Regions from separate parts of the Homo sapiens genome. Here region 1 is linked to region 2. The links are chromatin contacts, found by Hi-C in ENCODE. All regions are on one chromosome and are shown on one strand. Each heading gives the region's core, a stretch centred on a gene start or an enhancer-like site at or near the end of the contact. The rest is flanking DNA. Distances are from core to core; before and after follow the strand shown.

The links. A loop is a pair of places that touch in the nucleus more often than their neighbours do. Pooled maps may share reads with other maps.
Region 1: a loop to region 2 is called in a pooled map, with 3 times the contacts of the local background. The contact joins the enhancer-like site here to the promoter of KCNK5 in region 2. A Hi-C loop is called at or near these places in 2 of 50 pooled maps.

What each region holds. Positions count from the first base shown.
Region 1 is chr6:40,960,697-40,964,385 of GRCh38, reverse strand. All of the region lies in intron 1 of LOC101929555 (a long non-coding RNA gene), which reads left to right. Among named protein-coding and RNA genes, the nearest start is that of UNC5CL, 77 kb to the left of the region's middle. Within about 2 kb of position 1,990, at least 3 of the 41 ENCODE cell types and tissues checked have a DNase peak (open chromatin) inside an H3K27ac peak, as active enhancers do.
Region 2 is chr6:39,227,447-39,231,234 of GRCh38, reverse strand. It overlaps KCNK5 (potassium two pore domain channel subfamily K member 5), which reads left to right and starts at 1,760. Exons shown (of 5, transcript NM_003740.4): 1 at 1,760-2,309. The coding sequence starts at 2,124. RefSeq lists an enhancer at 455-1,182 and silencers at 1,470-1,819, 1,920-1,999, 3,013-3,082.

The sequences.
Region 1 (3,689 bases), core at 741-3,240, 1.7 Mb before region 2:
AATATTTAAGAAGATAAGTAAAATAAGGTGGCCAGATGAATGGTTTCTGACCATCAGAAGACAAGATGATCATGTTTACTTGGAGGGGGGATTTCTTGGAAGGCTGGGAGCACTTAGATAAGGGTGATGTAGTAGATAACATGCCTGCCCCACCCACATCCCCCCATACCACCTCCAGGTTCACGTGCATCTGCCATAGACAGTGACTGTGCCCACTAGCGCTTCCCACTCACCTGCTCAGGGTTTTGGATCTCTGGGTTTTTCTGGTACTATGGGAGTTTGCTCAGCTTAGGTACAGGGTGACCCAGAGGGGTTGGAAATTAAAGTCCCCAGAGGTCAGTAAATAAATATTTCTGCTTCCCTGTCCAGCACCGGGACAACTCAGAGGCATATTCTCTGCAGTCACTCCTGGGGGGAGTGAGTCCAAGTGTCCAAAGCAGTAACCCCCTCATACATGTGCCCTGTATTGGCTTTTCTCCCTTCCCTGTCTCACTTCTCCACCTCACTTGGTGTCTTAGGCTCACCTCTTACATAAACCACCAGCACCTACGATCTTGTCTCAGGGTCTGCCTTCAGGAAACCCAAACTAAGACAGTCAGTGTGGGGAAAGGCTATTCCAGATACCATGAAAAAAGTCAGTAACCTGTAGATTTCCCTGGGGCCCTGACTGTCCAGCAGTCTGAGCCCCTGCACCTTGCTGGTGCCATTGACCACTTACTCAAGTGAGGGGGAGCCTTTGATCCCTGGTGGCAAGGGAGGCAGCAGAGTGCAGGGAAAGGGTGGGGGTCTAGGAGTCAAGAGTCCTGGGTTCTCTCTGGGCTCTGCCACTAATATGCTGTTTACCCAAGGGGCAAGTCCCCTCTCTGGTTCTTAGTCTTGTCATTGGCCCAGGGAGGTGTTTGTGCTGTCTCATCCCTAAGCTTCCATGTTGCTCTGAGATGCCACACCAGCTCCATGGTTTGCTTTTCTTCACTTCTCTTCCCTCCCACTCCAATCATCTGTATTTGCCTCTTGGTCTATTCCTGCAAAGTCCCCATGCTGGGCCTAGTTTTGGAGGTCTGGATGGTAAAATACCCAGCGTTAGTTTTCTCTAGTAAGGAAAATTGTTTTCTCTACGCCTGAGGTGTCATTATTGTTAATAATGATGACATCAGTCTACCTCATCAGGACCTGTGAGTGCTTAACTAAGAAAAATGCTTTTGTCATTGTTAGTAAATATGAAGTGTGCCTACTCAATCAGAATGACACCTCCAGACGGGTGAGTCCATTCCTTTCCCCACACCCCAGCTACTCATTTGCAAATGAGCCCTTCTTCAAATGACAGTGTTTATTTTTTATTGATGTTTCAGCACTTTGACAAATACATTTTTCCATGAAGAGAAACATAATTAACTTAAGTCATTTATATTAATCACAAGGGGGGAAAGTCATGCAAAACAGGGGTAATTTTGTACTGAACAAGGCACGATATCTAATGAATATAGATGATGCTGATTTATGTGTTTATCCAAAAAGCATCAGTGGGGGAAAAAAAAGCCAACACCAAACCTCATCCCACTCCCACAAAAAAAACAACAAAGAAATAGCCTTCAAGGTCTGTTTAATGAGGCTTCCTCGTTTGGTGGCATCCTGCCCACAGATTGAAAAATAAAATGACTTTTCAAGTGTTTATGGAGCTTGAAAAGCCAGAGAAACTCCTTCCCAGCGTGGGTGCCCTCTGCATGAATTCAGGGAAACTGGAATTACTTATTTCAGCAAATTCAGGCTGATGAGGCCCAGTCTACACAGGTGGGCTGTCACAGACTCCTTCCCATGGAAGGTTCAGGAAGGATTCTGAGGTCTGTCATTGCAGGATGTGGTCAACAGAGTTCTGGCCACAGTAGCTCAGATTCCCCAGCTGTGTCGACCAATGGAGGTGGATCCACTTGATGGAAGGTTGGAATGATTCACCACTGTGAGTATGAGTGGTAACACTTCCTGTTTGTGTAGTTCTCTCTACCCTACACTTGTGAGTAAACTAATTGGCTGGGGCTCACAGAAACAAAGAAGAAAGACTCAGGCAAGTGGGAGGAGACAAGGAAGCACCCTAGGAACATCATGAAGTCACAGAATGTTCGAGCCAGAAGCCCATACCTGGCACAAAACTCACCTCCTCATTTTCCCACTGAGGAAACTAAAAACCAGAGAATGAGAACAGTTGGCATTTGTTGAGCATTCGCTTTGTGTCGGGCCCTGTTCTAAGTGTTTTTTGTGTTTTAATCCTCACAATAATTTTATGAGATAGGTACTATCATTATACCCATTTTACAGACAAGGAAACCAAGGCTCAGAGAAAGAAGGGTACTTTCGCAAGGAAGGTCCCACAATAGGAGACTGGCTGGACTGAACCAGACTTTGGTCTTTCCAAACCCTTCATCCAGAGCGGAGGGAAGCTGGTCATTTGTATGAATGAAACACCTGTGGGAGCTTTTATGCCAGACTTTGGAAACTTTTTAAGAGCTCATACTGTCTCTTTTTGTTTTATGTGGTCTGTTCCCTTTGCTGCCACTAGCCATAAACATCCCTACAAAATCTCAACAGACTGCAAGCTTGCCTCAGGGACACAGAGGTGATGGTTTAATGAACTACGAGATGATACTCCAGGGGATCTGGGTTGGGATTATTAGGCGGAGGGAGTGAATGTGTGTCGGCAGAGGACCTAGTGCCCAAGGGTCCCAGAAGAACAGAGAGGCCTGCCCTGGAGCTGGTCTGGGACCTTGCAGGGCCTTGCAATAGCAGCCACTGCTCATTTTTTCTGGTGGAAAAATTGAGGCAGGGCAACCTGTTCCTGTCCACTCAGGTTAGTGGTGAGCCCTGCCTACCTGAATCCTTTGCCTAGTCACGATTTTTCCTCCACTCCAGGCTCTCAAATATTAGACAGTAGTCCTGAGGGGCATTGAACTCTGGAGCCAGAGTGTCTGGATTTGATTCCTGCCTCTGCCACTTAATGTGTGAACTTGGAAGAGGCCTCCAACCTCTCTAGGCTCAGTTTCCTGTACCTCCACCACCGGATGGCTAAGGATTAAAGAGCTCGATGTATGCTAAGGACTTAGAACAGCAGAGCAGCATATGTTAGCATCAGCCATTGTCACTATTATTATTGGAAACAACCCAAAGCCCGTGAGCACTCACCTCCTCATCAGTGACCACATACAAATCTTAAGCAAACACCAGATTTGGGCAGGTCTAGGACACTGGGGAGGGCAGGCAGGTGTCTGGTTCAGGGGCAGGCTGCAGCCACATCTGCCTGCATGCACACTGAGCCTCCTGCCCACTGACCAGGCTGCAATTTGTCTCTTGCCTGGTCTGCAGCTCCCTGCACATGCCAGGCCAAGAGCGGGCGCCGGTGCCAAGGCCCCATCTATCCTCCACTGCCTGGATGGTGGGGCTGGAGAGCGCATCTGTCACTGTCTCCGGTGGCATGGATGACTGGCATGTCATCTTTGACAAATGTCTGTGCTGGCGAGCTCTGTGCGGCTGTGGGTACTTACAGATGCCGAAAACTCACAAACACAGAAGGGCTGCTCCGCACGCTGGCAAACATAAATGAGGACTAGGGCAGCTATGGATTGGAAGGCGGGGGAAAGGAGGCAGCAGAGTGCAGGACTTGGACTGGGAAGACCTGGGCTCTGCCTCTCACCATATCCTCT
Region 2 (3,788 bases), core at 511-3,010:
CAGCCAGATTTGGAGATAGTACAGATACCCCCCTCCCCAAGTAAAGTGTCTCTTGACACCTTGGGGTTCAGGCCACAGCCTGGGTACAGGGTGGGTAGGAGGTGAGAAATGACTCCCCTTCTTCTCGATGGAAAGAAAAGGCCTTGGCCAGGGGACAGTGCTCAGGGACTCTGGCCACTCCAGTACCTGCCCCTACAGAGGCCAGAGAAGGGCAGGGCCAGCCCCTGGTACAGAGCACTGAAAGGAGGTTCCCCCTCCAACTTCTGACTGGTGCTGGTTGAAAGACTGAACAAACTAACCCACTGAGCTTTTTTCCTCACTGCAAAGTGGGTCGAATGACAGGGCCTGCTTATGATGCATGGAAGGGATTCAGTACTTCCTGGGGTTTACAAGAGCTCAGAGAATGGCAGCAAGGCGAGTTAGAAACATCCTGGGCACCTGTTTTTAACAAATTCATTCACTCCTTCATTGCACACATGGTTATTGAGTGTCTGCTATGTATGTAACAAGCACTGTGGATACATCATTACACAAGACAGATTCTCCATCTCCCCAGCAGACATTTCCGTGTGTGTGTGTGTGTGTGTGTGTGTGTGTGTGTGTCTGTGTGTGTGTGGCGGGGAGAGGGCACAATACAGAGTAAACAATAAATAAAGTTATATAATATAGCAGAGGGAATTTAGTACTAGGAAGGACATAAAGCCAACGAGGGAGATAAGGTGGCGGGGGTGGAATTTTAAATCAGCTGGAGCATATGTATGAAAGTGGGCCGGGCGCGGTGGCTCACGCCTGTAATCCCAGCACTTTGGGAGGCTGAGGCGGGCGGATCACCTGAGGTCAGGAATTGAGACCAGCCTGGCCAACACGGTGAAACCCCGTCTCTACTAAAAATACAAAAATTAGCTGGGCGTGATGGCGTGCGCCTGTAGTCCCAGCTTCTTGAGAGGCTGAGGCAGAAGAACTGCTTGAACTCGGGAGGCGGGGGTTGCAGTGAGCCGAGATAGTGCCACTGCACTCCAGCCTGGCGACAGAGTGAGACTCCGTCTGAAAGAAAAGAGGAAAGGAGAGGAAAGGAGAAGAGAAAAGAAAAGAGAAAAGAAAAAAAGAAAAGAGGCCAAGTGTTTCCCGTAGAGATACTGTGTATTGGGGGGGCGCACAGGGGTGCCACGAATTGAGCTGCCCACTCCTTCCAGATGCAGGGTTCTCACCCGGGTAGGTGAGAACGGGGTGAGGGGGAGGAATCACGCGTGGGTGGCTGGATTAGTTCCTGATGTCCTCTGATTCCCTACAGCTTCTTCAGCCCCGTTCTAACCCCCTTCCTCAGGCTTACAAGAAAGTGTGTGGAAGAGAGACACGGAGAGACTGAGCATTAGACTTTTTTGGAAGAAACATCAGTAAATGAAAATGGAATTACAATAAAAATAACAAAAGCAATAAACTCCTGACCTCAGTCACAATCATTTTAGTTAACACGCCAGTCCTAATAACAAACACGAGTCCCTGAGACCGCAACCCCTCGGGCACCGCAGGGCGTGCAGGTCTGGGCGGGCGGCGCAGCCTCCCCTGGCGGCTGACCCTGGGAGCGCGGGGAGCGCCAAGCCTCTTCTAGCGCTCACCTCGCGCTCACTCCTGCGCTCGCCGGGCTGCTTGTGCGGGGAAGGGGCGGGGCCCGCCTGGGCTCCTCCCCGGTCGGAGCCCGGAGCAAGGGGGCAGAGCGCGCCGGGCGCTGGTTAAAGAGGCGTGCGGAGGCGGGCGCGGCGCATACTGCTAGTGGCGCGCGGAGGAGCGACGCGTGGAGAAGCGGCCCACGTGTCTGCCCAGAGTCAAGTCCTGTGTTCTTCCCGCTCCTTACGCATCCGCGGTCCAGGGCGCCCTTTCAGCCCCGCTGGTGTTCGCCCACCCCGGGCCGCGTGAGTGGGGCCCCACGCAGCTCCCCGCACTCCGTGGGCCAACTTGGCCAAGCAACTCTGTCCGGGGAGCGGTGCTTGCGGGGGGTGAGTACCGGGCACTGCGCATGCGGAGCTCCAAATTCAAACAGCTGTTTTCAGAGGCTGGAGGGCGGGCGGACTGGTAGCAGCTGGGGCTAGGAGAGGCTTTCTCTAGGAGGCGGCCGCTCGGGAGCCATGGTGGACCGGGGCCCTCTGCTCACCTCGGCCATCATCTTCTACCTGGCCATCGGGGCGGCGATCTTCGAAGTGCTGGAGGAGCCACACTGGAAGGAGGCCAAGAAAAACTACTACACACAGAAGCTGCATCTGCTCAAGGAGTTCCCGTGCCTGGGTCAGGAGGGCCTGGACAAGATCCTAGAGGTCAGTCGCCGCCTGTACCCCCATATACATCTGAAGCTGGCTTGAGCTTTAGGGGGCGCTGAAAGGAAGACCCCTTCACAGCTTTGGGTGACCCTCAGTCCCTGTGGAAGGTCCAGGGGGTGATGAGAGAGCGTGTCTCATCATGGGTCAGGCTTCGAGGATCTGTCGCTCACCCGAGGGACACAGGGGTCCCCCAGGCGCGGAGACTCTTTGGAACTTAGTTTGGCCGGAGACAAATTGGAGTTGATTCCCGGGTGAACTAGGCTCCACGGTGTTTCAGTGTGGGTGTGACGGTACCTCCCTCCTTGGGAAGAGGCTGTGGGACGGATAAAGGCGTTTATCTTTCCCTGGAGACGCTCCCGGAGTCTGGGAGCCAAGCCTGGTGCCATCCCCTCGTGTCTCCACCTCCCCGCTCCAGGGCCAGTGCCACGCCTGCCAGGCTTTTCTTAAGGAACGTGAACCCGGCAGAGTGGCGGGAGGGTCCCTCAGCCCGAGCCTGGGCAAAATCTTCCGCCCCCAGCAGAGTTCCGGAGAGGAGCTGGAGGCTCTGTGGGGCCCGAACCCACGGGATGAGGGCTGGTGCCTGGAATGCTGGGGACGCGCTCAGGCTTCCGGGAAGGCTTATCTCGCGGAGACATCCTTCAAGGGCTTGGAGTAAAACTTTGTGAAAGTAGCAGGTTGCACAAACGAATAATACCCGCGTAGTCCCTTTATGATGGGGGAGGAGAGTGTGTGCGGAATTGGGGTGGGTGGGGGACTTCCCTCCGTGCTGACATTGGGAACCGCTTATTTTCTGGTGCACAGCCCGATGGGTGGCATTGACCTCACTTTGGATAAACGGGCTGCCTATCCTGGCTGAGACCTTGGGGCCCATTTGGGGACCGAGGCCCTCTACCCCAGTTTCTCGAGGGCTCAGCTTCAACCATCAACTCTTCTTGGCCTGCTCCCCCAGTGGAATGACCAGGACCTGGGTGAAAGTTCTAGATTGCAGCAGGTAGGGAGTAGGGGTAGATTGTCCAGGGTGTTACCTTGCTCTCAGGGTGAAAGATGCCAGAAAGGAGGTCTGATGAGAAGCAACGTTTAGTCTACAGCAGCACCTCAATACTTTATGCCTATCTAGTCGTCGCTCATTTTCCAGCCTCCGTTTCCCCATGTGAGAAACGGGAATGAGCCCATCCTCATTCCTTATTTCTGCCACGGACTGTTAGGTTGGAAGCATTTGGAAAACATCAAAATCTTGTCCCCAGATTGATGGACATCACACAGATAAGCATATACGTATTTGCTGGCAGCCGTGTGTGGGGAGACTTGTCCTCCAAGGGGTCCTGTAGAAGGGGAGGTTTAGTCTAGCAGGCTTAGTGTTGGATTTTAGTGGAGAGTCTCTTGCCCTGTAGCAGTTTCCCGGGTAGAGGCAGATGGGAGGTGATGGTGGGGAGGATAAGCTTCAGTAGATGGTTGGTTGGTTTACCTCCTAACAGC